2 separate regions of the Homo sapiens genome follow, and region 1 is linked to region 2. A link is an interaction called in ENCODE POLR2A ChIA-PET data of the cell type or tissue named here. Cell type or tissue: Panc1. All regions are shown on one strand. Each heading gives the region's core, and the rest is flanking DNA. Links, peaks and the distances in the headings are about the cores only.

What was found. ChIA-PET counts read pairs that join two places held together with the same protein. Peaks named below come from ENCODE experiments on the same cell type or tissue, not always from the same donor. Only the 100,000 strongest peaks of a DNase experiment are listed, where the experiment ranks them.
Region 1: POLR2A ChIA-PET joins it to region 2 with 11 read pairs; 2 of 35 experiments call an interaction of 5 or more read pairs at or near these places.

The regions. Positions count from the first base shown.
Region 1 is chr11:64,320,575-64,331,045 of GRCh38, reverse strand. It overlaps LOC102723878 (a long non-coding RNA gene), which reads left to right. Exons shown (of 4, transcript NR_188518.1): 3 at 3,510-3,562; 4 at 5,715-5,996. PRDX5 (peroxiredoxin 5) reads right to left here. Exons shown (of 6, transcript NM_012094.5): 3 at 10,254-10,385; 4 at 10,143-10,181; 5 at 9,978-10,039; 6 at 9,235-9,460. The coding sequence ends at 9,355. Among named protein-coding and RNA genes, the nearest start is that of PRDX5, 7.7 kb to the right of the region's middle. RefSeq lists an enhancer at 1-12 and a silencer at 5,554-5,706. In Panc1, for the core only: no CTCF peak of the experiment used is centred there; no DNase peak of the experiment used is centred there; H3K27ac peaks cover 742 bases.
Region 2 is chr11:64,582,112-64,592,582 of GRCh38, reverse strand. It overlaps SLC22A12 (solute carrier family 22 member 12), which reads right to left and starts at 1,363. Exons shown (of 10, transcript NM_144585.4): 1 at 625-1,363. The coding sequence starts at 1,026. RefSeq lists a silencer at 7,833-8,018 and enhancers at 8,240-9,122, 9,123-10,006. In Panc1, for the core only: no CTCF peak of the experiment used is centred there; no DNase peak of the experiment used is centred there.

The sequences.
Region 1 (10,471 bases), core at 1,182-9,181, 260 kb after region 2:
CTCCATTCTAAGCACTTCCCACATCTCAATCACTTAATCCCCTCCTCAGCTGCAAAATACAGGAGCTGGCCGGGCGCGATGGCTCACACCTGTAATCCCACCACTTTGGGAGACCGAGGTGGGCAGATCACAAGGTCAGGAGATCAAGACCACGGTGAAATCCCGTCTCTACTAAAAATACAAAAAAAAAAAAAAATTAGCCGGGCACGGTGGCGGGCACCTGTAGTCCCAGCTACTCGGGAGGCTGAGGCAGGAGAACGGCGTGAACCCGGGAGATGGAGCTTGCAGTGAGCCGAGATTGCGCCACTGCACTCCAGCCTGGGCGACAGAGAGACTCCATCTAAAAAAAAAAAAAAAAAAATGCAGGATCTATTGGTTATCCCCACTTTACAATGAAAAAAATTGATGCCCAGAGAGGTTAAGTCACTTGCTTAAGGCCACACAGCCAGGAAGTGGCAGAGCCAAGATACTGAAGGCAGTTTTTTTTTTTTTTTATGTTTTTGAACAAATGAACTCTTATTTCAGAGGCCAGGAAAGTGCAGCTCAGAAGGGAATGGGGGCAAGTAGGGCAGCTGAGGCTGAAATCTCAGTCCTCCTCTGGCGCTAAGAGCTCGCAGTCTCCCAGCCCCACTCTACCCACAACCCCACCCCACCCTCCACCCCCTGCTCCCCGCCACCTCCTCCACTCCATTCCTTTGTATTTTGTTTTGTTTTGTTTTGTTTTGTTTTGTGTTTTTGGAGACAGAGTCTTGCTCTTACCCAGGCTGGAGTGCAGTGGCTCGATCTCAGCTCACTGCAACCTCTGCCTCCTGGGTTCAAGCAATTCTCCTGCCTCAGCCTCCCACATAGCTGGGATTACAGGCAAGCGCCACTACGACCGGCTAATTTTGTATTTTTAGTAGAGACAGGGTTTCTCCATGTTGGTCAGGCTGGTCTCGAACTCCCGACCTCAGGTGATCCACCCGCCTCGGCCTCCCAAAGTGCTGGGATTACAGGCGCGAGCCACTGCACCCGGCTCCACTCCACTCCTTGTTGCTGTCGGGTGGGACAGCAAGGCTGGAGCCCAGCATCCAATTAGGAAACAAGGTGGAAATCCAGGGCCAAGCCCCATGGCTGCCAGTTGCCCTCGTAATTAAAGACACACACATTAAAGACAGCTCCGAGGTGCCATTAAACATCCATTAAACTGGCAAAAAATAAATCCAAAAGGTAAAACTCAACTCTAGTTGGCAACTGCAGCAGAGAACACAGCACAGGTCACAGGTGGCTCAGAGGCAACAGCCCTCACACCTGGCTCCCTGTCCCTGCCCTGAATTGTTCCATGTGGGAACTGGGCCACACTGGTCAGCTTCATCAAAGATAGATTTGCCAAATTGGCATACAATTCACATGTCATAAAATTCACTCTCTAAAAGCGTACAAGTCAGCACGGTCTCAGAATTTCCTGAGACCAATAAAACCTCCGGAGCCCTTTGACCCAGCACTCCAGCGTTTGGGAATAAGCCCTGTAGAAGGAGCCCAAGAGGAAACAAAAATAGAAGTGTGTCCAAAGCTGGAAGCTGCCCCAGCCAAACACTGGAAACACCCAGCTCTCCACCAAGATAAACCACGCGAGCCACAGCTTGCGGGCAATATCCCATCTCCATCCTCACCACTGCTCAGCCCAGACCTCCCTCATCTTCCTGGCCTGCAGACCTTAGCAGTGGCTGTTCCCACCCCTGGAACACCCTTCCCACCTGGTACCTGATGCCTGCAGGGCCCATGCACGGCATATTCACTGCTGTATCCCCAGAGCCTCGCACAGTGCCTGGTGCAGAGATGATTTTCAGCAAAGAGGCACTGAAGGGAAGATACCTATGTGACTGTGAGGAGACACAGGTGAGCAAGTGGAACCTCTGAACACCTGATTGGGCCACTCATAATGACATGAGAATTGCAATGCTCAGAGGAGAAAAGCAGCTTCTTTTGGTGAGAAGTCACTGAGATTAAAGATCTGTCTTAGGGTCGGGCATAGTGTCTCATGCTTGTAATCCCAGCACTTTGGGAGGCCAAGGCAGGAGGATCACTTGAGCAGAGGAGTTTGAGACCAGACCAGGCAACACAGAGAGACTTTGTCTCTACCAAAAAAAATCAAAAATTATCTGAGCATGGTGGTTCATGCCTGTAGTCCCAGTTACTAGGGAGACTGAGGCAGGAAGATCACTTGAACCCAGGAGGTAGAGGCTGGTGGTGAGCCGAGATCGTGCCACTGCACTCCAGCCTGGGTGACAGAAGGAGACCCTGTCTCAAAAAAAAAAAAAAAAAAAAAAGGCCGGGAGGCCTTTGGGAGGCCAAGGCGGGCGGATCACGAGGTCAGGAGATCGAGACCATCCTGGCTAACACGGTGAAACCCCGTCTCTACTAAAAATACAAAAAATTAGCCGGGCATGGTGGCGGGCGCCTGTAGTCCCAGCTACTCAGGAGGCTGAGGCAGGAGAATGGCATGAACCCGGGACGCGGAGCTTGCAGTGAGCCGAGATTGTGCCAGAGCAAGACTCCATCTCAAAAAAAAAAAAAAAAAAGATCCGCCTGTGCCTTAGTGGTGATGGTTGCACAACTCGGTGAATATATTGAAAACAACCGACTTGTACACTTTAAAAAAAAAAAAGAGACAAGGTCTCATTATATTGCCCAGACTGGTCTCAAACTCCTGGACTCAAGTAAGCATCCCCCTTCACCCCCACAAAGTGCTGGGATTACAGGCATGAGCCACCATGTCTAGCCTTTGTACAATTTTACAGGCTGAATTTTATGATATGTGAATTGTATGTCAATTTGGCAAATCTATCTTTGATGAAGCCGAACCATGTGGCTCAGTTCCCGCAGAAACTAATTCAGGAAAGGGACAGGGAACCAGGAAAGAGGGCTGTTGTCCTCAGCAGTGAAACTGACTTGGGGCCCTGAAGGTTAGAGTGATCTGGGCAGGGGCATCCCAGCGGGGAACATTGTCTGGTAGATGCTGAAAGGGAAGAGATTGGAGGACCCACAATTGGGAATCAGGGTGACTTTGGTGACCAAGGTTGCAGGGAATGGGGACAGAGGCTTGGAGAGAAGTCACTGGGGAGATGAGGGGACCACACGTGGATCTGGGCCAGCTTCGTATTAACCATGCCCTTCCATGGCTGACAGGAAAGGCAGGGAAGTGGGCATCTCCTGGGAAGCATGGAACCTCAAAGGTCCCTCTTCTCAGAGGTGATCCCTGTGTGGCCACACTGCTTGCTGTCCACCCAATATCCTTTCTCTCTCTCTCCCTGACTAAAAAAACTCATAATTTTTAATTTAGACACATGGCACCCTGGAATGAAGTTGATACTTCTCAGCTTCCTTTGCAGCTAGTATGACCATGTGACTAAGTTCTGTCCAGTGAGATGTAAGTGGAAGGGATATATGACAGCTTCCAGAAAAAGCTTCTTGACAGACAGCTGGCATGGGCCTTTTATCTTCTGTTCTTCATTTCCTCCTTCCTGCAGGCTGGACGATGAATGTGATGGCTGGAACTCAAGCAGCCACAGTGGATCATAAGGTAAAGACGTGTTTAAAATGGCAGAGCAGCAAGACAGAAGGAATAATCACACAGCTAGCATACTAGCTCAACCTCTCTAGTGCATACCTGTGAGCTAAGCCTTTGTTTTTTTGTTGTTGTTGTGTTGTTTTGTTTTGAGATGGAGTTTTGCTCTTGTTGCCCAGACAATGGCACAATCTCGGCTCACTGCAATCTCCACCTCCCAGGTTCAAGCGATTCTCCTGCCTCAGCCTCCTGAGTAGCTGGGATTACAAGCATGCACCACCACGCCCTGCTAATTTTGTATTTTTAGTAGAGACGGGGTTTCTCCATGTTGGTCAGGCTGGGCTCGAACTCCGGACCTCAGGTGATCCGCTCACCTCTGCCTCCCAAAGTGCTGGGATTACAGGCGTGAGCTACCACGCCTGGCCTTCACTTCTTTACTCCTTCCCAAAACGTGTTAAGTATTATCTGTGTTTCCCACCCTGAGCAGGGCTCCTTACCTGTGTTAAGTAAAAAGACATGATTCCCAACTCCAGGAGTGCGAGTTGATGATACAAATATAATCACATGGCAGGCCAATATGCATGCTCGTTAACACCAAGAATCTGTGCCTTCGCATAGATGTTACCTGAACTTCTCCAGAAGTTATACCCATGCACACTTTGCACTATCTGCTGTCACTTCTCAATGCCTGTGTCACCAAACCCCAACCACGCCCAGTAGAGTGTGTCCCTTTGGGGCCAGCAGCCTCCACTGCCCCTGATCACAGCACCTTCATGGCTGCAGCCCAAGCCTGATCTAGGCCAGGAACACCAGGACCCCTCCAACCTTTTCTTTGTCTCAGAAACCCAGACTTGACTCCCTTAGGGCCTATTGAAAACTCCCCCGATAGGCCAGGCGCGGTGGCTCACACGTATAATCCCAGCACTTTGTGAGGCTGAGGCGGGCAGATCACGAGGCCAGGAGTTCAAGACCAGCCTGGCCAACATAATGAAACCCCATCTCTACTAAAAAATACAAAAAGTAGCCGGGCATGGTGGCACGCGCCTGTAGTCCCAGTTACTCAGGAGGCTGAGGCACAAGAATCGCTTGAACCCGGGAAGCGGAGGTTGTGGTGAGACTCATTCTGTTGCCCAGGTTGGAGTGCAATGGCGTGATCTCGACTCACTGCAACCTCTGCCTCCCAGGTTCAAGTAATTCTCCTGTCTCAGCCTCCCAAGTAGCTGGGACTACAGGCATGGCACCACCATGCCTGGCTAATTTTGTATTTTTAGTAGAGATGGGGTTTCACCATGTTGGCCAGGCTGGTCTCAAACTCCTGACCTCAGGTGATCCGCCCACCTCAGCCTCCCAAAGTGCTAGGATTACAGGCGTGAGCCACCATGCCTGGCCTGATTTTTATCTTTCAAATAACCTTTTATTGAGCCTTTTTTTTTTTTTTTTTTTTTTGAGGCAGGGTCTTGCTCTATTACCCAGGCTGGAGTGCAGTGGCATAATCATAACTCACTGCAGTCTTGGCCTCCTGGGCTCAAGTGATTTTCCCAACTCAGCCTCTGGAGTAGCTCGAACTATAGGCACGTGCTACCACACCCACCCAATTATTTTATTTTTTTGGTAGAGACGGGGTGTCACTAATTTATTTTTATTTAGTTGTTTTTGTTTTGGGTTTTTTTTTTTTTGAGACAGAGTTTGGCTCTTGTTGCCCAGGCTGGAGTGCAGTGGTGAGATCTTGGCTCACCAAAACCTCCGCCTCCCAGGTTCAAGTGATTCTTCTGCCTCAGCCGCCCGAGTAGCTGGGATTACAGGCATGAGCCACCACACCTGGCTAATTTTGTATTTTTAGTAGAGACGGGGTTTCTCCATGTTGGTTAGGCTGGTCTCGAACTCCCGACCTCAGGTGATCCGCCCACCTCAGCCTCCCAAAGTGCTGGGATTATAGGTGTGAGCCACCACACCCGGCCTATTTTTATTTTTTTAGAGACAAGGTCTCGCTCTGTCACCCAGGCTGGAGGGTAGTGGCACGATTATAGCTCACTAACTGTAGTTAGTCACCAACTCCTGGTGTCAAGCGATCCTCCCGCCTCAGCCTCCTGAGTAGCTACGACCACAGGCATGCACTACGACAACTTATTTATATATTTACTTATTTATTTATTTATTTATTTTGTAGGGACGGTGTCTTGCTATGTTGTCCAAGCTGGTCTCAAACTGGCCTGAATCAATGCTTCCACCTCAGCTGCCAGAGGAACCGGGATTACAGGCCTGAGCCACTGCAGCCAGCCAGTTTGTTATTTTAATGTAAATTCTTAGTAAACAACTCAGGAGCTCTCTTGTCCTTTTAAAATCCATTTCAACTTCTGCTAATCGGAGTGTATATTCAGGGCAACTTGAATCTGTGCTCCTGGGATGCAATCCTCAAGCTTGGCCCAAATAAAGTCTCCGCTGATATTAATTTTGCCTAGGCTTCTTCCTTTTAGGTCAACACTCTTCAGGCTCATGTTGGGGTCTGTTCAGCTGCGTTTCAAAGGGACTCTAGACCCAGGAAGGCCCAGAACCACTGATGCTGAGTAACACCCTTGGCCTTCTGGTCTCAGTTGCTATGGCCTTGGGCATGCTAGGACAGGCAAGTGAGTTTCACTGGGGCATGTGTTGTTGGGTGGATGTTTCAGCTTCTTTTCTTTTTTTTTTTTTTTTTTTTTTTTTTGAGACAGACTCCTGCTCTGTCTCCCAGGCTGGCATGCAGTGGCACGATCTCGGCTCACTGCAACCTCCACCTCCCAGGTTCAAGCAATTCTCCTGCCTCAGCCTCCCTCCCCAGTAGCCGGGATTACAGACATGCGCCACCATGCCCAAGTAATTTTTGTATTTTTAGTAGATATGGGATTTCTCCATGTTGGCCAGGCTAGTCTCAAACTCCTGACCTAAAATGATCCACCCGCCTTGGCCTCCCACGGTGCTGGGATTACAGGTGTAAGCCACCCCGCCTGGCCTGTTATGTTTTTTAACATTGGTCTTTCGGCCACCAAGAGCCCAGGAAGGCCACACGCACAGCTCTGCCAGGTGCAGCCCAGATGTCCAGGGCTCTCTGGTCCAGGACACCGTGGCCTGGTCTGCCCTTATCTCCAGGCCTGAAGCCCCACCTGTCCAACCTGGAGACAGCTATGCAAGGTTCTCTTGCCAGGTGCTGTTTAATCTTGGGCCCTCCAGGGCCTGGAGCAGCTTCCAGGGCCAGTCCTCCGTGCCCCCACCCAAGGACGTCCTCACTCCAGCAAGCTCAGCCACATGCTCAGCAGTCAGGGCCACTGAGGCCACAGCCCCACCGCCACCCACACCAGGCTGTCCTAGAGGGCCACCCCAGCCCTGGAAGCCCTCTCAACCCTTCCTAGAGGCCCAGCCAGTGGCAACAGACCTTGGAGGGGACACTTCCTCTAGAGGCCTTGCTTGGCCTCAGCCAGCCCAGATAATAGCCCAGGAGCAGAGGAAACAGGCAGCAGAGTGACAGAGACGGAGCTGGGCTTCCCCGATAGCAGGGAGCTGCCTGGGTAGCGTGGGGTGCACAGCCAGTGGGGTGGGCTATTTGCTACCACCACCCCCTATTTACTAATGGAGACACTCATTAGCTCACAGGTGCCCTGTAGGAAGCTCCACGTCTGTTTTCTCATTTGTATGATGAGAGGATAAAGAGGTGGTATCCGGGAAAGAAAGGGGCTTTGTGTTATGCGTGTCCATGAGGACAACACTGTACCCCCGAGTTTGGCAGGAGAGGAGAGGCAGGCAGTTTACCAGGGCAGCTCGAGGTGCAGTCAGCCTCCTTCCCTGCCCCCACCTGGGACCCCTGAAGGGGTGGCAGGTTGTGGGAGAGAACCACAGTGACAGAGGTTGGTGGGCAGCACGACTCGGGTAGGCTGAGCACCTGCAACCCTGGGCAGGGAGGCTGGCTCCCCTCCTACTGAGTGTCTGTTCTCACAGACGTGACCACAAGCACCCAGCCCCTCCACCTTCAGCAAGCAGCTCCCTGGATGCACCCTCCCTCCCAACACATCTCCACCTCCACCTCCTGGGCATTGCTGTCATCATGGGTCCTGCTCCCTGCTGCCCATCTGGTGCCTCTCCCAGCCTCCCAGCTTGGGGGCTGCACACGGTAGCCCATGGCCAAGGTGCCTGTAGGGTGGAAGGCAAGCTGCTCATCAGCTTCAGAGAGCCCACTGACCTCCAGGCATCCTCTCTTGTCCCCAACATTCCCCCCCTACTCCTGCTACCCACCTTGCTGCGGCAGCATGGGATTGTCCCACCCTCCACCCCTAGGGCTATGGGGCTCACCCCTAGGGCTATGGGCCTCCCTCCGCCTCCCACTTGAGGCGCCACTCCCACTGCCTCAAGGGTCATTTGCTCTATGAGGCCCTGCTTTGACCTTCTCCCTGACCTCTCAAGAGTGTGGCCTGCCTGAGTCAGCAGTGGGGGCTGACCCCTGGGGACCACTACGCAGGAAGTGCCTGGGAGCCAGGTATTGATGTGGTTCATGGCAGGGCAGCTCCACGCGGTGATGGAATGCGGACTCCCTGTAGGTGGCTGAGAGGCAGCAGCAGTCCACACCTCACCAATTCTTGTGAGGGCTGTTACCACACCTGGGGTGGGCAGGCAGGCAGCATCGCGCAGGGCACAGAGGCCCCCTAGACTCCACGCAGTGGGGCCTCACCATCACAGGCGTGGCTTCCCTGCACCAAGGGGCAGAGGCCCAGGAGCAGGGCCTGCCGTGGCAATGGCCCCCATCCCCACACCCTGCTGGTGTCCCCACTTGAGGCCCCTCACACCCAGCCACCACTGGTCAGGCCTCACCAGCATCTTCTCCCCTCCACAGCTCACCTAGACTCTTCCCCCAGGGAGCCCTCCTGGAATGAGCAAGTGCTGTGCCAGAGCCCCTCTCCCTGTCCATCAGATGGTCCTAAAGTGACCTGAGCTCTTCCTGGGATGAGGGTGTGCCCAGGAGGGGGTCAAGTCTGAAAGGATGGTGGGGCTGGGCCCCGGCAGGAATGCTGGGAGCCAAGCTTCCCGCCATGGGGTTTCCAGACTAAATGGCATCAGGCAGCACCCAGAGAGCAGGTACAAAGGCCACACTGTGCGCCACATGCCATCGGCCAGGCCTCGCCCTCTGTGCTGCCTCTGTGGGGAGCGCTTCTTCCCTTCCTCTTCAGATTGCTGGCTCCTTCTCAGTGCTCAGTAACACCTGCCTCAAGGCTGGGCACAGTGGCTCACACCTGTAATCCCAGCACTTTGGGGGGTGGAGGCGGGTGATCACCTGAGGTCAGGAGTTCGAGACCAGCCTGGCCAACATGGTGAAACCCCGTCTCTACCAAAAATACAAAAACTTAGTCGGGCGTGGTGGCAGACACCTGTAATCCCATCTACTGGGGAGTCTGAGGCAGGAAAATCGCTTGAACCTGGGAGGCAGAGGTTGTGGTGAGCCGAGATCATGCCACTGCACTCCAGCCTAGGGGACAGAGTGAAACTGTCTCAAAAAAAAAAAAAAAAAAAAACTTCCCTTGAAAGGCCCTCCCTAGCTCCCCCTTAATTAAGCAGGACCCCCTACATTCTCCCTTTCAGCCCATCTGCGCCCTCACCATTCTCACCCAGTCTGTGATGATGCCAGAATGCCTGGCGCTCAGCGAAACAGCCATTCATAACCAAGGAGATGGCCGCAAACCACAAGTGTTTATTGCAGAAATCTGGCCAACATTCCAATTGCAGGGCCCCAGCACAGGGCTGGGCAGGTGAGATAGGGAGGGGTGGAGGAAGTAATCTGGCCCAGGGCCTCAGAGCTGTGAGATGATATTGGGTGCCAGGCTGCAGGTGAGGCCTGTGCCATCTGGTTCCACATTCAGGGCCTTCACTATGCCATCCTGTACCACCATGGAGAACCTGCCGGAAAGAGGGGCCCAGCCAGCTGCATCAGCCTGGGCTTGGAGGCTGGGCATGGAGACAGGCAGTGAACAGCCAGGGGCCCAAGAGAACTCCAGAGAGGACTCCCCCCACAGAGGACTCTCCCCCACAGAGGACTCACCACCACACAGGACTCTCTCCACACAGAGGACTCTCCCCACAGAGAACTCTCCCCCACACAGGACTCTCTCCCCAGAGGACTCTCCCCTACAGAAGACTCTCCCCACACAGGACTCTCTCCCACACAGGACTCTCTCCACACAGAGGACTCTCCCCACAGAGGACTCTCCCCCACACAGGACTCTCCCCCACAGAGGACTCTCTCCACAGAGGACTCTCCCCACACAGGACTCTCCCCACAGACGACTCTCCCACACAGAGGACTCTCCCCCACAGACGACTCTTCCCACAGAGGACCCTCTCCACAGAGGACTCTCTCCCACAGAGGACTCTCTCCCACAGAGGACTCTCTCCACAGAGGACTCTCCACTTTTACCTCTTGAGACGTCGATTCCCAAAGATGGACACCAGCGAATCATCTAGTAATAAGTCTGTCTCCTAAGAAGAGACAGAGAAAAGTGTCAGAAATCCTTGAAGAGGCTAAGGGCCCCCACTGCTCCCCGCACTGCCATGTCCCTGTGGCGGTCAGGGGAACACTCACCTTCCCAAAGGCCCCAGTGGGATCAGCCAGGAGCCGAACCTGCAGAGAAAGTAAAGGTCACAAGAAGAATATCCTACCTGGTCCTGACTCCCTGCAGGCCCCTCACCTCACCTTGCCTTCCGCCTTGTGGGCTCGGCCCCACTCGCCAGTCACAAAGGCATCATTAACACTCAGACAGGCCACCACCTGGACTCCCTTGGCCTTCAGAGCCTCAGCCTGCTCCACAAACCCTGGCAGGTGTGTCTGAGGAAGGGGAACAAAGGGTCGGCAAAGGGATAACTGCATCTGACCCCCAGCCCACCCTTTATCTCCAGGCCCTCCTCAGTGCT
Region 2 (10,471 bases), core at 65-8,064:
CACCCTCTGCCTGAACTCTTCCATGGCTCCCTATTGCCCAATGGGTCTCTAGCCACATCTGCCCCTCTCTCCTGTCTCTCCACTTGGAAGCAGCCACCCAAGCTGACACCCTCACCCCTCTCCCAGAGGTTGCTTCCCTCCTGTTCTTTATAAAGAGGTTCTTCCCACTTGTTGGGATGAGCTGCCCCTCTCTGCTTGCCTGGCTTTGCCTGGCGCCCCATCTGGGAGGCAGCCTGGGGTAATCCCTTACTCTGTGTGCTTTGGTCTCGGGGAATCCAGTGAATTGTCACTGAGTCCCCCTGCTGCTGAGTTGCCTGGAGTCACGGCTGACAGGTCAGCAGGGCCAGGACAGGGTGAGGCCGGTGAGTGTCCAGGTGCCAGCATTTAGAGGTGCCCGCCCAGGTGCCCCCCGCACCTCCAAGAGCCTGGGCTGGCCCCATTTGTAGACTGATCCCTGCCGCCCACTTCCCTGTGTGTGGCTGACGAGGGGCTGAGAGGCTCGAGAGTGAGTGGGGCCTGGGGAGGTGGGTCCCTCCCAGGACTGGACCTTTGAGTCTGACCCACCGTGATCCATGACTGACCTCCAAGGTGGTGGGACTCGAGTGGCTCTGGGGGAGGCCCTACCTTGGCCACGATTGTGGAGGTGAAGATGCTGCGGTCATAGACCCAGCCATCCACACACGGCTCCGTGTCGGCCTCGCTCCAGCTGGTGGCCGTGGCATTGGGGTCCAAGAGCTGCCACTGTGGCTGGCGGAAGCGGCGGCACTGGTGGGGCCTCTGGTTGGGGCCCGGCGGGATGGAAATAGCCAGGAGGGCCTCAGGACTCAAGCTCCCTAGGATGCTGGCCTGAGCCGTGCTGTTGTCCAGGAGGGGTGCCCAGCAGCGGTGGCTGGGCACGGCGGCCGAGAAGTTCTCCAGCATGCTCTGGGTACACAGCCACATGATGGAGACCATCAGAGCCATCGTCTGGAGAACCTGGAACCTGCCCAGGCCACCCACGAGGTCCAGGAGTTCAGAAAATGCCATGGAACCTACTCAAGGGGCCCAGAAGAGGGGCCCACTTCACAAAGGCTGGCCCAGGGCAAAGAGGCCAGGGCAACGGGCCTGTTTCCCCCACGGTGGTGCCCACAGTGGCTTCTCCAGCCCAGCGGCTAGGCTTCACAGACTCGGGGCCGGAGGCTCAGGCTCTCTGGTCATCTGCCTGCTGGTGTCACTTGGGGTGGCTCCAACTGGGCCCTGAGGCCGCGTGAGGTGATTCCGAGACCTCCAGCATCTCCCCAGAGAGGCAGCTGCTCCAGACCTCCCGGGAAAGCTGAATTTGGAAAGTAGGGAATGTGGAGACTGAAGACTTTAATTTTAGACTGGAATTAAAGTGTGACCGGTGACACTTATGGAATCGAGTTTAGCAATCATTTCCTTGGTCAAAGTTTAACCCGCGTTGAGGCAGGCACAGACGCGAGGGAGGTGCAGCCTCCTCTGCTTGGGGGCCAGGGCCGGCCTGCTCTGTGCCAGGTCTTGGGGAGGCCTAAGTTTTTCTCCTGGCGGCTGTGGGATGCCAGGGCTGCCTGCTCCCTTCGGTGCCCCTGTGTGCCCACCTCCCAGAGTGGCTGAGCCAAGAGAAGGTGGGCCAGGGGATCCCCCTAATTTGGGGCTGGGGCAGCTGTGCAAGTCTCTGTGTGGGCTTGGGTCACTGGCAGCTGCCCAGCCCCTGCGCCTCCCAGGCTGTGTGGCCTGGCCCCACCCGTGGCTCCTGCCTCCACTCACCTGCTGTGGTTGGCGTCCTGTGCCCGCTTTGCTGTTACCCTGTCCTGAGTCCTCGGTGGAGCTTCCCAGCATCAACAGACACCCCACAGACTCCCCAGGTTCGGTGTGCCCAATGCCACCCTGAGATCTCTGTCCCCTCCCCAAATCTATGCCTCCTGCAGAGCCCCACCTCAGCTATGGCCTCTCATGTCACAGTGTCTGGCCTGGAACCCAGCGTCTTGGTTCACGCCTCCTGCTCCCTGCCTCCCAAATCCACCAGGGGCCAAGCCTGGCTAGTTTTGCCTCCTAAGGATTTCTCTCTCCCACCTCCCCCACTCCACAGCTGTCCCTGCCCTTGTCTTTCTGCCTCAACTCCTGCCCCTGGACCCACCACGCACTGCGAGCCCTTGGGTCAAATCCTGCTTAAAAGCCAAGGGGCTCCCAGTCAACAACAGCTAGTGGTGACTTACTAGGGCAGGTGAGTGGACAGCAGTGTGTGCTGATGCAGGGTGTGGGGTTCAGGAAAGGCTGGACCGAGGCCAAGAGAACCCCCTTGGTCTCGATAGCTAATTCTGTAGGCGAAAGGGCCAGAGAACACAAAGCAGTTAAAAAGTGTGTGTGCATGGCCGGGCGTGGTGGCTCATGCCTGTAATCCCAGCACTTTGGGAGGCCGAGGTGGGGGGATCACTTGAGGTCAAGAGTTCAAGACCAGCTTGGCCAACATGGCAAAAACCCATCTCTACTAAAAATACAAAAGTTAGCTGAGCATGGTCGTGGTGCACAGCTGTAATTCCAGCTACTTGGGAGGCTGAGGCAGGAGAATCTCTTGAACCCAGGAGGCAGAGGTTGCAGCAAGCTGAGATTGCACCACTGCCCTCCAGCCTGGTTGACAGAGAAAGACTCTTATCTCAAAAAAAAAAAAAAAAAGAAAAGAAAAAAAAGAAGTGTATGTATATGTGGGTGTGTGCACATGTCTGTGTATGTGTGCACATGTGTTTGCACAAGTGCATGTGTGTACATGTGTGCATGCGTATATGTGCAGTGCAGCAGTGATGGCAACCCAGGTGTTTGCTCTTATGAGCTTTGGGCATAAAACTCTCCATTTGAGGCATAAATGCCCCTCCCATCTGCTTCTTTTTGCTTCACCGACTCTTCCCGCTGCCCCTCCACATGGCTTACCAAGCCAACTTCTTTGCCTCCCTGGGCTCTGCACCTTGAGTCATCCACTGCTTCCACCACATGCCCTGTACATGCTTTCTCAGTTCCCACCCTTGCTTATGTTGGACCTCCAGCCTGGAATGCTGTCTCCAGGCTCACCCTTAGGCCACATACTGTGTGGAATGGGCACAGTCCAAATACTCCTCCTCCAGCGGGCTCTCTTCACTTATTCCTGCCTACAACTAGGGCTCAGAGTTGTCAGTGGAATCTCATCTTTACACTGTCCTGCATTCTTCTCAAACTCCTGACCTCAGGTGATCTGCCTGCCTTGGCCTCCCAAAGTGGTGTGAGTTGCGGCACCCAGCCATGACCTGCATTCTTCTATTATGGTCCAGTTGGTCTTATTTCCAGTGAGCTCCTGGTAGTCTGGAACCCTTCTTTAGAGGCTCTTTGGAACTGATTTGGACAACAAATAAAGGTTCCATGGAGACTTGCTGAAGTGCATGGATGATTTTTTTAAAAATTTCATTTATTTTCTAATTATGAAATAATTTACACACTTCCTCAAAAATTCAGAACATATTGAAATGAAAATAAAGATCCCTCATATACTCATCAACCAGTGAGTTACACTACTGTTTACAGTTTGGTGTAAATATGTGCAGACTTTGTTTTAGTAACTGATATGTTTAGCTTCATCAGCTTGAGCTGCCAAATAAGCTTTACATTTCCTTTTGTAAAATCCAAAAGAAATACCTCTGCCTTTTAATTAGCGATTTTAACCTGTTCACATTTATTGTAATTATTGACATGTTTGGACTTACTGTATGTTTTCTTGTTTACCACATTTTCCCTTTAAATCTTGGTTTCCTTGTTCCTAATTTCTACTGAATCCATTAAGTTTTCTTGTTATATTCTTCTACTGTCTTGGTCTGTCAGTTGTACGTTTTATTTCTGTTACCCTTATATTTGAACACACAAACCAGGGGTTATTTGATACCATCTTCTCTCTTCAAACCTACCACCTTCTCTTCTATCCTCTCTCTCAATAGATGACCTTTTTTCTTATTTCACTAAAACAATAGAAGCCATCAGAAGCCAACAGTCTAATTCTCTCACCAGCTCACCTGCCTTGGTGCCCCCACATTCTGCCTTCCTTCCACCCAGTTTGGTTTCTCTCTCATCCATGCCAACCCCTCACTGTGTGCCTAGAGCCCACCCCCCTTTGCCTGCTCACATCTCTCTTTGGCATTTGTCTTTCCCTCGCTACTGGATAATTTCCACCAATGTACAAATATGCCATTTTTTTCTGTAGCCTTCCAAAAACTCCCCCTCCATTTGAGCCCCTCTTTCTTCTTAAGCGACTGCCCCACCTTTGCTTGTATTTACAACAAAATTCTATGAAAGTATTATTGACACTCATTTCCAGTTTCTGTCTTCCCATTTTTTTGTTTGTTTTTGGATTCATTCCCATCAAGGTTTTGCCCCTATCACTCTGCTGTCACCAATGACCTCCATGCTGCTAGATTCAATGACATTTTCAGTCCTCATCTTACTTGAGCCATCTGTCTCTGATCTCCATCTGAGAATACTTTCTTCCCTGGGCCTCCAGGACTCACTAGTTCTCAATCTTCTTGGTTGGGTTTTCCTCTTCTCCACACACTGTTAACATTGGAGGCCACTGAGCTCACTCCTTGGTCTTCTCTATATTCTCTATCATCTGGTCCATTCACATCTTTAGCCTGTACCTCTTCTTGGAATGCTAGATTTTGATCCAACTGCCTAATCTTAGGTGCTTAATAAACATCTCACACTTAGTGTGGCCAAAGCTGAGCTCTCCCAAAAAAATGCTTCTCATGCAGCTTTCTCCACTTTTTTTTTTTTAAGTTGAGTCAGAGTCTTGCTCTGTTGCCCAGGCTGGAGTGCAGTGGCGCCATCTTGGCCCATTGCAGTCTCCACTGCCCAGGTTCAAGCAATTCTCATGCCTCAGCCTCCTAAGTAGCTGGGTCTATAGGCATGTGCCACCATGCCCAGCTAATTTTTGTATTTTTAATATCGATGGGGTTTCACCATGTTGGCCAGGCTGGTCTCGAACTCCTGGCCTCAACTGATCTGCCCACCTCGGCCTCCCAAAGTACTGGGATTATAGGCATGAGCCACTGCACCCAGCCCCAAATCACCAGCATTTTAATTTCAGAATGTGTAATTTCCATTTCAGAATCCGTGTTTGGTTCTTCCTATAACTGCTTCTTCTTGTTTCCTAGTTTCCACTTCTTGTTTCATAGGTGGAATAATTTCCTTGATCTCTTAGTGGATATTACGAGTGTTTCTCTTGGGCCAGGCGTGGTGGCTCACGGCCGGAATCCCAGCACTTTGGGAGGCCGAGGCGAGTGGATCACTTGAGGTCAGGAGTTTGAGACCAGCCTGGCCAACATGGGGAAACCCTGCCTCTAGTAAAAATACAAAAATTAGCCAGAGGTGGTGGCACACACCTGTAATCCCAGCTACCAGGGTTGCTGAGGCAGGAGAATTGCTTGAATCCATGAGGCGGAGGTTGCAGTGGAGCCAAGATCACGCCACTGCACTCCAGCCTGGGTGACAGAGCAAGATTCTGTCTCAAAAAAAAAAAAAAAAAAAAAAGAAGAGTGTCTTTCTTCTTAATATCAATATTCATTTGTTGAGCTGAGTGTTGATAATGCACCAGCCACTGCTCTAGGCACAGGGATGCAGCGGTGAACAAACAAGATAATTCCCTGTTCTCATTGATATGTAGAAAGACATGCCAATGAGAGAGGAGAAACACATCAAGAAATAAATGAATATAGTGACAAGTAGTAATCATGCTGTGGAGAGAACAAGATAGCATAAGGGGCAGAGAGTAAGGATCATGTTGCCACTTTGGGTGGGGCAGTCAGGGAAGACTTCTCTGTGGAGGTGGCATTGAAAGAGACCCAAGTAGATGAGGGGACAAGACACACAGTTGACTGGGGAAAGAATATTGCAGGCAGAGGGAAGAGTATTATGCAAAGACCCTGGGGTGGGCATGTGATTTTATGCTCAAGAAGTAGGAAGGAGGCCAGTATGGTTGGGGAGAAGTGAGTGGGAAAAGTAGAGCAGTTTTGGGGCCAAAACATACACTTCCTTATAGGGTTTTGAGGAGAGAAGTGGCATGATCTGACTAATGTTTTTACAAATCTCCCTGGCTGCTGTGTGGAGAACAGACTGAAAATGGGACAAATATAGAAGAAGGGGTTCCCCCAGGAGGCTGTTGGGGTGGATCATGTGAGCAATGAGGGTCAGGGCTAGGGGATTAGGGCAGGTGGAGAGAAATGCTTGGGTTTGGGGCATATTGCTTTTCTTTGACTAAATACAGGGCCGAGGGTGAAGAAAAAGGATAAACTGATGATCAGGTGGGTGGTGGGTGGATGGTGGGCCATTTACAGAGAAGCAGAACACTCGGGGAGAAGCAAGTTTGATGGGAAAATAAATCTTTTTTTGTGTGATGATATTGACATGTCTATTAGCCATCCAGGTGGTGGCATCATGGAGCGACTTGGGAATAATTAGGGGATAAAAGGCATTTTAAGTCACAGGACTGGATAAGCTCACGTAGGGTGCAAGCTTTCATAGCAAAGAGATGACGTTTGTGATGGAGCCTTTGGTCTCTGATGTTGAGAGGTCAGTAAGAGGATGACCCAGCAAAAGAGCTGTGAAGGCAAAACCAGTGAGGCCTGGAAACCAGGACAGCAGGATGCCCCGGAAGCCAGAGTGAAAAGTATCTGACAGAGTCAATCAGCAATGTCACATCCTTGGCCGGGCGCGGTGGCTCACGCCTGTAATCCCAGCACTTTGGGAGGCTGAGGCAGGTGAATCACCTGAGGTCAGAAGTTCGAGACCAGCCTGGCCAACATGGTGAAACCCTGTCTCTACTAAAAATACAAAAAATTAGCCAGGCATGGTGGCACATGCCTGTAATCCCAGCTACTCAGGAGGCTGAGGCAGGAGAATTTCTTGGACCTGGGAGGCAGACGTTGTGGTGAGCCGAGATCACGTCATTGCACTCCAGCCTGGGCAACAAGAGTGAAACTCCATCTCAAAAACAAGGAAACAAAAAAGTCTCATCCTGCTGAGAGGTGGGGTGGGATAAGGTCTAGAATTAGCCCCTGGATTTGGCAGCATGGACTTCTCTGAGGGCCCTGGCTTGAGGGTTTACCGTGGAGGGGTGAGGTGAAGTGCACAGAGGCACAGGACTGTGAGAGTGCTGGAGGCAGGGAAGTGAAGTCGGTGAAGACAGGCAGCTCACCTACGGAGTTTCACTCTAAGGAGAAGCAGGAAAATGGGGATGTGGTTCGCATTAATTAGAGTAACGCTGGCTGCTGTGGCAAGCCAACCTCGAAATGTATAGCAGCTCAAACACAGTAGAAGTTTATTTATTGATTGTGTAAAGTCCCAAATGGCTGTTGCTGACTGTGGGCAGCTCTCCTCCAAGAGGTGTCTGGGAACGCAGGCTCTCCCCATCTCGCAGCTCTGTCCTTGGCATCCACGCTGGCTGTGCTCGTGTGCATCCAGCCACAGAGGGGAAGAGAGGATGAAGCATCCACCTGCGTTTACAAATTTTTTTTATTATTATTTTTTTGAGATGGAGTCTTGCCCTGTCACCAGTGAGCAATCTCAGCTCACTGCAACTTCCGCCTCCCAGGTTCAAGTGATTTTCCTGCCTCAGCCTCTGGAGTAGCTGGGATTACAGGTGCGCATCACCACGCCCGGCTAATTTTTGTATTTTTAGTAGAGACGGGTTTTTGCCATGTTGGCCAGGCTGATCCCAGACTCCTGACCTCAAGTGATCCACCTGCTTCAGCCTCCCAAAGTGCTGGGATTACAGGTGTGAGCCACTGCGCCCAGCCTGCATTCACCTGCATTTTGACCATCTTAGCCCAGAAGTGACCCACATTTATTCCATTCACATCCCACTGCTGAGAACTGGTGACAAGGCAGAAGGTGGGGAGGGACGCAGTTCCTGGCTAGGCTGCTGCTATCAGGCCACATCTCAACACTGGAATGGGGAAGCGTGGGTGCTGGGGGGCAGTTGGTCATCTCTGCTGTGGGAGCTCACACAATTGTGTTATGAAGCCTTGTTTTCAAGCAGAGGGGTTATTACAACTCACTTGTATGCTGATGGATCGCATGTTAGAAAGGGAAACCTTGATGTTGTTGGCAGGAGGGATATTTGAGCAGAGTCCTTGAGACTGTGAGAGGGGACGGAACCCAGAGCACAGTGGCCCCAGGAGTTCATTGCCAGCTGCAGGAGATGAGGGTGATCGTGCAGACACAAACGAAGCTCTGTGTTGGGAGGACAAGAGGGGCCAGTGAAATACGAAGCAAGGTAGACAGTTGAGCTTAGGGAGGTGTGGCAAGTTTGAAGACAGAGAGGCGGGAGAGCCGATGGACCAGAGTGGGATGGTTGCTGCTGGTGCCCCTCGGTGGGGTCTGTGATGAGATTTTGCCTCCTCTGCGGGGGGCAGGCGTGGTGTGGACAGAGTTAGGTTTGGGCATGGAGGAGCCTGGCCAGGCAGCAAAGGGGGAGAGAGATGGGGCCGCTGCATGGTGCGCATGTGCAAGGGCATGGCTACAAGATGTTCCCCGGAGGAGTCCTGAGCTAGTGGCTAAAGGGACGCGAGGCCACTGGGACAGTGCAGGAGGAGGGGCGCTGAGTCTTACAGCCCACAGGATGGAAGTACTGTTACAGTCTAGGTCTGGAGGGGAATCCAGGTGGAGAGCTGGGACACGGGCAGCTACTGGTCTAGCGATGAGCACTAGACCACAGGGGTGAGTGGCGGGTGGAGGATAAGATTTTGGGAGGGGGAAGGGTCAAGGAGAGTGGAGGCAATGACAGCGAATTCAATGAAGGGAGACCCCATGGTCGTGAGGCCTCAACCCTGTCCTGGGCCTGCCTTGTTACAGGAGAAATGGCACAGGCACGTGGTTTGTCAACGTATTCTTTTTTTTTTGGACCTGGGGTTGCGCGGTGGGCATCCTTCTGGCTGGTTCGTGCAGCAGGTTTTTTGTGATTCCTCCCAGCCCCCAATGTCCTGTGGTGACAGCAGCTGCCTCTGGTCCCAGGCCAGGCAGGAGAAAGGGCAGGCAGGAGAGCTTACTGTCCGTGACTCAGCAGGGCTGGCCGAATCCAGGCGGGCGGCTGAAGGAGGCAGCAGCCAAAGCTGGCTGGGCTTGCTCAGGGCCTGACAGGGCTCTGTGCCCCTCGAGGTTGCCTGGGGCTTGGAAACTATTACTGCAGGATCAGAGCCTCTGCTCTCCTCCCAGCCTTTGTCTCTGTGGGCTGGGTTCTCGGAGGTAGAAGTGCGCTCCTGGGAGAAGCTCTGTGTGGACCCTTTGAAGGATCTGCGAGCCTCTAGCTTGTCACCCCTTGCTTAGAGTCTGAGATCACTCCCTAGTGCCTTGGAGAGGAGGCCGAGGCCATGGGAACCCTCTTTTCTCCCTTCGGCTGCTTCCATCACGTGGCCTCGGCCCTGCCCACACAGGCACTGACTCTCTTCTGAAGAGGTCCTGCACTCCTGTCTTCGCTCCTTTGCTGTTTCTTCCACCTGAATGCTGTGGCCACCGTCTCCGCCCGTCCAGGCCCATCCCTGTCTCCTCGTTTCCCAATCCCTGAAGCCCTCCAGAACGGTGCCCACCACCTGGAGGTGCTTTGCGTGAGGTGATGGGCTGCAGGTTTTCTAAGGGCCAGGTCCGAGTCATCGTGCCTCTAACCGTGCCCAGCACAGGACTGGCACACAGGGTAGGGCCCAGCCAGGGCTGCAGAGAGGCGTGGCCATCTTCACAGTTTCAGTTTAAATCCAGGTCTTCTGGGCCTTGATTTCCTCATCTGTGGAAAGGGCATCATGCTCTCCACTCTACGAGGTGGTCTTTAGGGCAAGATGTCCTGGTTCTCTGAGGGTCCTCCTCCAGCTCTCGGAGTGTTTACGTGAGGATAATGAGGGCCCCCAGGATAATGAGGGCCCCCAACCCATGTTAGGCTTGGGACTGCCAGCTCCTCCAAAGCCTCTGAAGGTCTGCTCTCCTGGGCATTGCTTGCTCCAAACTGCTGTTTGGAATAGCCTGGGCCACTGCCTTTCTGAAAAATGGCAGTGGCTTTGCTACTCGTCACTACCAAATGTGCCCCAAACGCGGCCACAGGCTCAACTTGAAATTCCCCACAGAACAACTGGGAAATGCCCCAGTGCTTATGACTGTGATGATGATGGTGATGATAGGAATGACAATGATGGTGGCGCTGCTGCTGATGGTGGTGGTGGTGACTGAGATGGTGCTGGTGGTGACTGAGATGGTGGTGCTGGTGGTGACTGAGATGGTGGTGATGGTGGTGACTGAGATGGTGATGGTGGTGATTGAGATGGTTGTGGGATGATTGAGATGGTGGTGGTGGTGGTGATTGAGATGGTGGTGATTGAGATGATGGTGGTGATGGTGGTGATTGAGATGGTGGTGATTGAGATGATGGTGGTGATGGTGGTGATTGAGATGGTGGTGATGATTGAGATGGTGGTGATGA